3 separate regions of the Homo sapiens genome follow, and regions 2 and 3 are each linked to region 1. The links are chromatin contacts, found by Hi-C or POLR2A ChIA-PET in ENCODE. All regions are on one chromosome and are shown on one strand. Each heading gives the region's core, a stretch centred on a gene start or an enhancer-like site at or near the end of the contact. The rest is flanking DNA. Distances are from core to core; before and after follow the strand shown.

The links. Hi-C counts contacts between places; a loop is a spot of excess contacts on that map. ChIA-PET counts read pairs that join two places held with the same protein, here RNA polymerase II (POLR2A). Pooled maps may share reads with other maps.
Region 2: a loop to region 1 is called in a map of heart left ventricle, with 2.5 times the contacts of the local background. The contact joins the promoter of DLGAP1-AS6 here to the enhancer-like site in region 1. A Hi-C loop is called at or near these places in 1 of 168 maps with a recorded cell type or tissue (heart left ventricle) and 6 of 50 pooled maps. POLR2A ChIA-PET finds 5 or more read pairs at or near these places in 5 of 52 experiments (BJ, MCF 10A, OCI-LY7 and 2 more).
Region 3: a pooled map shows a loop between it and region 1 (4-fold over the local background). The contact joins two enhancer-like sites. A Hi-C loop is called at or near these places in 4 of 50 pooled maps. POLR2A ChIA-PET finds 5 or more read pairs at or near these places in 3 of 52 experiments (B cell, IMR-90 and PC-3).

Annotation. Positions count from the first base shown.
Region 1 is chr18:3,539,881-3,542,974 of GRCh38, reverse strand. The region is part of intron 9 of DLGAP1 (DLG associated protein 1); the gene reads left to right. Among named protein-coding and RNA genes, the nearest start is that of DLGAP1-AS1, 53 kb to the left of the region's middle. Within about 2 kb of position 1,579, at least 6 of the 41 ENCODE cell types and tissues checked have a DNase peak (open chromatin) inside an H3K27ac peak, as active enhancers do; they include PC-9, where a contact is called at or near this core.
Region 2 is chr18:3,651,630-3,654,723 of GRCh38, reverse strand. It overlaps DLGAP1-AS6 (DLGAP1 antisense RNA 6), which reads right to left and starts at 1,694. Exons shown (of 3, transcript NR_188002.1): 1 at 1,513-1,694; 2 at 1-19. All of the region lies in intron 7 of DLGAP1 (DLG associated protein 1), which reads left to right. RefSeq lists enhancers at 1,601-1,895, 941-2,140.
Region 3 is chr18:3,623,453-3,626,546 of GRCh38, reverse strand. All of the region lies in intron 7 of DLGAP1 (DLG associated protein 1), which reads left to right. Among named protein-coding and RNA genes, the nearest start is that of DLGAP1-AS2, 21 kb to the right of the region's middle. RefSeq lists enhancers at 776-1,347, 1,512-2,711, 2,494-3,067 and a silencer at 2,383-2,677. Within about 2 kb of position 1,571, at least 33 of the 41 ENCODE cell types and tissues checked have a DNase peak (open chromatin) inside an H3K27ac peak, as active enhancers do.

The DNA of each region.
Region 1 (3,094 bases), core at 330-2,829:
AGTTGAAGTTTAGGACCTATGTCCTGGATTTTGCCTTTCTGCTTATTACTATAGTTCCCAGGTAGCTATATTGCTGTCATAATCTCCACTTCAGAAACAAGAGATAAGTGTGAATAAGTGTGTGGTACAGGTTCTGGCTTCCTGCCTCCATTCCAACTCGGCTACGTTTCCTAAAGTGAGATATTTCTGATGTAATTTGTAATAATTTATAAAGCAATCATCGCCCATCTTCACAACTGAAAGTGTTAAGGGGAGGCAGAAACTTTGCAATTGTATACTCCTTAGTTCCTTACTGACAGTGTCAAACTGACAAGTGACAACTGTCATTCTTGGGGGTATGCAAAGAAGCTACTGGTCTCATAACAATGTTCTGGAAAGCGAATTCCAGGATGTTATTTTTCTGGTGTATGTATACTTAATATTTTCATCTGTGCCTTTACAAATGATTTATCCACTGTCTGAAATCTTTAGAGATCATCCAAGTGGAATTCAGTGTTGCTGCGAGAACTCTTTTCCTTCAGCATCCAGAAAATCAGAAGAGAACACTTTTCCTAGAAAAAGGGATGGCAAACTACTCTGTGGCCTCTTTTTCTGCCTCATCAACTCTCCAGCCTTATCAATTTTTAATAAACAGGTGAAATTGACTAATAGTGAATGTCTAGAGCAAGCTTTGTGTGTTCAGAGGTGTGTATACCTAAAGGGAAAGCCAGGATCTTTTCATTTACATCAGTGGGGTGGAAATGGGAGCAGATGCGTATTTTGATGATTTGCATAAAAGTTTCTGCTCTTTCTGATCTTCTGTTGGTGGAGCAACCTCCTTCTCTCCTAGTATACCTTTTATACATTACACATAACATTTAGACCTCCAGGACATACTTAATGTGAAAGAGAAAAAATGCTGGCATTAAATATGCCTGTGAATGGCACCTACCATTCCAGTAGATCTGTGAATGCACAGACTGAGTCAGAGGTGTTGAAGGAAAGCCCCGGTGACATATTATGAGAGCCACTCCTCGTCTCTAGAAACAAATGCCTCAGTGAATAGGACTGTTACCCCTTTTTTTTTTTCCACCAATATTGCCTCTGTTTCCATTTGCATTTCCAGAAGTGACCCAATTCTGAGTTTTTAAAATCTTCCTTGCTTCACACATCAAAGCTCACAGCCTTCGTAACTGGGTGGAACAAGCAAGTGGAAAGGTAGCATTGTTTTCTCTTATAGCACAATGTCAGCTACTATAAAAGATCTCTTTTGATCGCAAGGGACTTAAATATGTAAACTTTAGGGCTTGTAGTGATTTGTGCCTTTTCAACTAAGCAGGATATTAAAACATAAAGCCAAAATTGAGGCAACATCTGACAGCCAGTTCAGGGACCACAGACTTGGAAAGACCTTTGGCAATCAAAAAACATTGCTTCTTTGTCAACCCAGGAGCTTTGGATCAGTCCCCACTCTTCAAAGTTTCCTTGGAGTACCTCACAGCCCAGTACCCACCCTTGAAATTGCACTTGAAAAGTAATCTCTTTTCTTTGCCAAGTTAACAATATCATGACCTAGCCAAATAGTTCCTTACTGTACACCTGAGTTTTAAAGGCGTGGCATTCAGGCGTTTCAAATTTCAAAAGCCTGAAACTTGGCATAACTCCTGATAAGCCTCACAGCTTCCTTTTTTCTTTTCTTTTCCTTTTCTTTCCCTTCTTCTTTCTTTCTGCCATCCCTCCCTCCTTCTCTTTCTCTCTCTCTTTCTTCCTTTTTATGTATTTTTCAAAATAACTTAGTGTGCAGAAAGAAAACCATCGGACTTACAAGCCTACAGCCTCCATTTGACAAGACTCAGTAAAACATAATTGTTAGTGAGACTGCTCATGCTTTGTTAGTTACCTCGGGTCAGTAGCCAAGGAGTGACCTAACCTTCCAGTTGCGGAGGTAAAGCAGTTCCTTCTGGGGGCACATTCAGTTCAAGGATGTTTTGTTGAGACTCCTAACCAGGGTTCCTATAGTGACAGCCCATCAAAGGTATTAGCACCTGCCCAGCTGGTGCTAAAAAGAGGCTGGCAGCATGCTGGGCCCTCTCAGAAGTTACCAGATGACAACACGTCCACTCTCATTATTTTCTATTTCCTCCCTTTATTTTATTTGAGAAAAACATCACAATTATTTGGGGTAGAGAAAATTTTTTTATAGAAAGCCTATCCTATTTTCCTTTACTTTAAAGACATCTTCAAGCATGATGTATTTAAGCAAAGGAATGATGAACATAGAGGATTTGAAATAACAGATGGATGTTTGTCTTGAGATAGTTTTAAAATCTGGTGATAGGACAGTGCTAACCGTATATAAATGGAGGGTAGGAGGGTTCCTCCCACCTGAATTTTTGCACAAGGGATGCTTATGCCTGCGCCCTCCCATGCATGATTCTAATTTGGAAGCTGATCCAAATTAGTAAACCTAAGTAAACCTCTTTTGGGGGAGCTTGAATTTTTTTTTTTTTTTTTTTTTTTTTTTTTGACACAGGGCCTCACTCTGTTGCCCAAACTGGAGTGCAGTGGTGCAATCTCGGCTTACTGCAGCCTCTGCCTCCCGGGTTCTTCAAGCCATTCTCGTGCCTTAGCCTCCCGAGTAGCTGGGACTATAGCCACGTACCACCATGTCAGGCTAATTTTTGTATTTTTAGTGGAGACGGGATTTTGCCATGTTGCCCAGGCTGGTCTCGAACTCCTGGCCTCAAGTGATCTGCCCGCCTTGGCTTCCCGAAGTGCTGGGACTACAGACGTGAGCCACTGCACCCAGCCAAGCTTGAATTCTTGATCTCGGTCTCCTCACGCCCGTGCCTTATTTTGATCTGTCTTTTATTTTATGTAATGAGACATCTTGGTTTTTACATCAGTGAAAGGGTGCCATTTCATAAAATACCAAGATGGTTGCACTTTCTAGGAGTAGCATTTCAGATCCCACATATATTCAGCCTTGACAGAAGGCTTAGTTTAAAATGTCTAAAGGCATGTACAAAGAAAGAAAGAATAGCAGAGTGCTAGCATTGCTCTCTTTGAAACTGGACTTAGCCTTGAAAAGCAGCCATTATGTGAATGAGAGGGA
Region 2 (3,094 bases), core at 445-2,944, 110 kb before region 1:
AATCCAAGTTCCTCCCTGCCTAAAACGATATAAGAGACACAGAAACAAAATCAAGCAGCACCATGAGAATGACCTTGGCTGCAGAAACTCCCAGTAGCAATTTGAGCACTGAGTTTCAGTTAATTATCTGTTGAATTACAGATAACAGTTGGTTCACTCTGGGCCGTTTTGATGTTTTATCAAGGAATGGCTTTGAAGTCATAGTTTTACATTGCCTGCTTGGTTTGAGTGCAGTATTCCACTTGCCAACAAAAGGATACAGTGACAAAATACAATTTTCATTTTAAAAGTCAGAAAGTCAAGAGAGCATTAAGTAATTTTAAAACTATTGTTTTGCTAGAGGTTATTAGTGGGTGTCATGGCTGGTCTACACCCCCAGGACAGGGTTTTGTTTTCTCCAGAAAGATGAGAGTTTGAGGGAAAACAAAGGCAGGAAGCAGAGTGACTGCTTGGGGCTAGTCCGGCAGCCTCTGGCCACCTTCCTCATCACTCAGCCTCCTCTGAGTCCCTGGGGCTCACAGGAAGTTCTCTGGAGTGGCTGCGGATACCAGAAGTCAGGCCCACTGCGACTGTTGCTTGAGCATCTTTTTGGGCAGCTTATTGTCTGAGGCTCGGGAGCATGCTGTGTTGTAACCGTGTTAGAATATATGTGTGCAGGGGCAATTTGGGAGTGCGGTTGTTGGGCTGGGGGGACGTGTGTTCCATGCATGCATTCTCAGTGCATCTGAAACGTGGAACTCTTACAAGCATGCTCAGTGGCACGTGTGTCGGACACTATCTCTTGATGAGAAATCAAACCTCAGATGGTCGGCCTTGCCACTGCTTAGCTAATTACCGTACTTGCAACTTTCCATCTGCAGAATGAATTCAAGGCAGCTTCGTGCAGCTTTTCATGTCAAAGAGTGTGCACATCAGTGGAAGAAATCCACTGTCAGAAATGAAACCGCTTTCCTTTTTTAAAAAAAAGAGACTCTGCTCTATATTATCCTAGAGCTCTGAAACTAGTATTAATATTTTAGGTAGATTCTCTTATTCTTTTCAAGGAAAAATAATTGTCAAAGTCCTAAGAGAAAAACAAACCAAGATTCCATTTGCCACTCCCTACCAAGTGTCTATGGCAGGCAGTTTTGTTTCTTCTTTTCTGGAGCAGGGGTGCCCTCTTCCGCACTGTGCAGCTTCATAGCAGCTTTTTAAATCAGCAAAAAGAAAAACCCATTTTGTGTCTCATGAATGCTAAGGTTAAAGGTGGAATGTCCTTTGAATTTAAACAGAAACACTCATCAATGCTTTGATTATTTTGCAATGAGGAAAAATAAGTGAATAGGGAAAAAGTTCAGTTTGAAAGAAATAATTGCAAAGTCTTATCGATAACACTGATGAATTCTCACCTCTGATTTTAGATTGATAATCCCAAACTCCGAGAAAATTGGGGTCAGAGAGAAACATCTAGACAGCAATTTGACGGAAGGGGGAAACAGTCGCACCAATGGCAGGGAAGGAAAAACCACTCACAGCAAGAATTCCACAAGAGTCTTCTAAATATTTCTCTGAATAAGGTCTTTTCTCTTGAAACTGGAGCAGGGAGATAGATGTTAGGTCTACATATTTTCACCAGTAGGGCCAAAACATTGGCCTTATCAAGGAGAAGTGGGAACACAGGTCATGGAAGAGCTGAGTCACCCCTGAGTCAGAATGACTCTGATATTCTATAGGCAGCTATTTATTTCCAGGGAAGGAGGGGCCACCCGAGCTGGAAACTCTTGGTCCAACCGAAGTGGTGTATTCAGACATGGGGAGTGGGAGTGTTCCAGCAGGCACAGGCCTGGAGGGACAAGATGAGCCAGCCGTGGTGGCAGGCTGATGCAAGTCTTTGCCAGTGATAAGCAGCATGTGTTCTGTGTTGAGACTTGTCTGCAAGGCGATTTGTTTATACCTCATAGGTGAGAATCTAAAACACCAAAAGGACATCACATTCTTTTGAAAGCCCGTATGAAAAAAATGAAGGTTGTCTTCTTTGGAAAAGTTCCACATTTCTAAATATAGGAACAGATGAGCCTCTCTGAAGAAATCAAATAAATGAGGGCTGGGTGCGGTGGTTCACACCTGTAATCCCAGCACTCTGGGAGGGCGAGGCAGGAAAATAGCTTGAGGCCAGGTATTCAAAGTTCAAGACGGCCGTGAGCCACAGAGCGAGTCCCCCTCATCTCTACAAAAAATATTTTGTAAAAGTTAGCTGGTTGTGGTGGCATACACCTGTAGTCCTAGCTACTTGGGAGTCTGAAGTGGCAGGACCAGTTGAGCTCAAGAGTTTGAGGCTACAGTGAGCTATGACTGCGCCACTGCACTCCAGCCTGGTCAACAGAGCGAGACCCTGTCTCTAAAATAAAAACTTTTTAAGGAAATTCTGTTGTTCATAGTATGACAAGCCAGGTGTCCAAAAACACCCCAAAGGGATTTAATGTATTAAAAATATTCCTAATGTATTGATGTCATTCCCTCTGTAGGTGAACTCTGCCTTTGTCATTGTGTCTTTCTTTCTTTTCTTTTTTTTTTTTTTTTTGATACAGAGTCTCGCTCTGTCGCCCAGGCTGGAGTGCAGTGTTGTGATCTCGGCTCACAGCAACCTCCACCTCCCAGGTTCAAGCAATTCTCGTGCCTCAGCCCCCTGAGTAGCTGGAACTACAGGCGCGCGCCACCACGCCCGGCTAACTTTTGCTTTTTGTTTTTTGTTGTTGTTGTTGTTGTTGTTGTGTTTGAGACAGTCTTGCTCTGTCTCCCAGGCTGGAGCGCAGTGGCGTGATCTCGGCTCGCTGCAACCTCCGCCTCCTGGGCTCAAGTGATTCTCCTGCCTCAGCCTCCCGAGTAGCTGGGATTACAGGTGCCCGCCACCACGCCCGGCTATTTTGTATTTATAGTAGAGACAGGGTTTCACCATGTTAGCCAGGCTGGTCTCGAACTCCTGACCTCAAGAGATCCACCCACCTCGGCCTCCCAAAGTGCTGGGATTACAGGCGTGAGCCACTGCACTCGGCCTCCCAAAGTGCTGGGATTACAGGCGTGAACCACTGCACCCGGCTTAATTTTTGTATTTTTA
Region 3 (3,094 bases), core at 322-2,821, 84 kb before region 1:
TCTCGGCTCACTGAAGCCTTGACCCCCCACATTCAAGTGATCCTCCCACCTCAGCCTCCTGAGTAGCTGGGACTACAGACGCCCACCACCATGCCCAGCTAATTTTTGTATTTTTTGTAGAGACTGAGTTTTGCCATGTTGCCCAGGCTTGTCTTAAATTCCTGGGCTTACGCAATCCTCCCACCTCAGCCTCCCAAAATGCTAAGATTACAGATGTGAGCCGCCATTCCTGATCTTTTTTTTTTTTTTCTTTTTTGAGACTGGGTCTCACTCTGTAGCCCAGGCTGGAGTGCACTGGCGCGATCACTACTCATTGTAGCCTCAACCTCGGGCTAAAGTGATCCTCCCACCTCAGCCCCCCAAGTAGCTGGCACTACAGGGATGTGCCACCACGCTGGGCTAATTTTTTTATTTTGTAGAGATGGGTCTCCCTATGTTGTCCAGGCTGGTCTTGAATTCCTGGGCTGAAATGATCCTCCTGCCTCAGCCTCCTAAAATGCTGGGATTACAGGTGTGAGCCATGGCTCCCAGCCACATTTTCATCTCCCACAAACCTAGGCAAGCACAAGTCTACTTTCTGTCCCTCAGAATTAATTTATGCTTTTGGAAAATGAATAAATGTAGGCATGCATGAACAGAGATTTGATCATATCCTTTGAAAAAACTATTCAACTCCCTGGGTCAGGGGAGGTTAGTTCAACATTGGTAGTTCAAGGAATTTGTGACATGCCAGAAATTAAGAACTCAGGTTGAGAACAGTGATAGTTGCATTGTGTTAAGATGAAATTGATATTTATGATTTCCTTTTTTTTTCTGTTTTACAAATGCTTTCTGAACTAACATGATGTACTAATCTCTAAGAAAAATAAGCCTAATTGCCTCTCACTTAGATTGCAATCATGAAGGTCTAATTTTTCTGTAAGAACATTACTCTTCTTAGATTACAACATATTCATAAACAAAACCCCAAAAAAGGCATGCTTTGGGTTTAACTGCCTTAAAACAAGCCATTTTCTATTGTGAAAGCTTGAAGTTGTCCAACATCTAATCTCCTAGAAAATAATTTGCTAATTTGCTTCGATTTTTCTGTTTGGGGCATTGCGTGAAGTGGTGCCTCCTTGAAGAACTTCACACACACAGGAAGCAGTTCCACTGCAAGGTGACTCACCTGAGGAGGTCTCTCCTTCCCTCCATTAGCTTCCCAGCCCCCGCAAACACACACACAACCTCTCACGGGGTGGGAGGACAGAAACTGTCTGTGCAACTGCACAGAGATCTTGGCCACCTAAGCAAATAGGTGGAGTGTATCCATACCTGATAAAACTTTCCAAATAGTCATAGAATTTGGCAGTCGTAACATCACTGGGCATTTAATGACTAGGGCTTCATCTCTATGAAGGGGGCTGTGAAGCCTGCTCGGGAGAGAGGAATGAGGGACCATCTCCTTAGAGAAGTGGGTGGGTAGAAATCATTTCTTATACTTGGCAGGGGTGGAGGACAGCCTCCATGAGTCACGACTCAGGCGTTTAGGGACTTGTGGCTTGGGTTTTTCCCTTCTGCATATTGTGTGTGTGGTAGGTAGACTTTGCTTCTGGGAGCATCTGCGGGAAACCGCTATTTTTGGTTCTTATGAGAGGCAGGAAGAGCGTTCAGTGAGTACTACCTGGGTGGGTCTTAGTGGTCTATTTCTTGGAGTTTAGATTAGTTTGCTCTTGAGATTCCCCCTGGGTGCATATGGCCTAACTCAGATGTGATATGATCAAACCTTCCCTGTAGCTAAGCAGAAAAAAACAAAATAAATTTGAATTTAAAAGGGGATGGGTATGCTCAGTCTGTTTTCCCTCTTCTTTATCATGACTTTTGGGGATTTCTTGAATCTTAAAAAATTGAAGTCTTCCAATGGGGAAAAGTAAGTAGGCTTTTCCTTTCTAAGAAGGGTAATGCTTAACATTTGTGGGATTTTGGTGATAAGTTTGCTACAAAACTACTCCTACAGTTCAGAGAAAATGACGCGGCAGAAATGAGCTGCCAGCAGGGCCAGGCTGTCGGCTTTGAAATTCCAGAGGCCTGCCCAGCCCTTTTGGTTTCCTGGAATGCTTTCATTCAGTCGTCATGCGGTAGGTGAGGAAAAACCCTGCAACATCAGTGTTGAGCTGGAAGAATATCTCATCTGCCGTCAGGGGACAGCGGCCCAGGGCGACAGGCACACATCCCTGCCTGTGCTCAGCGGCACAGTCAATGGACCGCGGGGCAGGGGCACGCAGGCTCGCCCAGCAGCAGTGTCAGACCTATGCGCACAAACAGACGGTTCACGCCCAGGTCACAGGCGCCCGTTGTCTCCTGGCCAGAGGTTGACGCACAGGCCAACCGTTGGACAGGCTCATGCTCTGTGTCATGAGAAAGGTGGAGCAGAGGTGACTCAGGGAAAGGCTGCTTTCCCCTAACACTGGCATTTGATTAATCTCATCTCAAATGCTGTCACTCACCCAGAAAGGGCCTAAATGTGCCTTACTTCCGCTGCTGGAGCGGTGGAATGTGGCAGCAGCTGTCTGGATGATGTGGAAGCCCAGCACGAGGAGGAGGGAGGAAAAGTACCAGATCCCACTGAACCGGTCAGATGAATGCAGGCAGGAGGGGAAACGGGCATCCGCACGGGGACCGGCCACATCCTAAGGCTGGAGGCTGCCCTGATGAAAAAGGCCCATTAGCAGGGAAGCAACGGGAAAAGCATTTTCTAGGGGGGTTTTCCTTTTTTTTTTTTTTTTTTTTTGAGACGGAGTCTTGCTCTGTCTCTCAGGCTGGGGTGCAGTAGTGTGACCTCGGCTCACTGCAAGCTCCGCCTCCCAGGTTCAAGCGATTCTCCTGCCTCAGGCTCCTGAGTAGCTGGGATTACAGGCATGCGCCACCACGCCCGGCTGATTTTTGTATTTTTAGTAGAGACACATTGGCCAGGCTGGTCTCGCACTCCTGACCTCAGGTGATCCGCCCGCCTCAGCCTCCCAAAGTGCTGGGATTACAGGCGTGAGCCACTGTGCCCGGCTGGCTTTTCCTTTTCACACGGCCTTGAAGAACTTCAAGAAGAGTTGTCATTAGC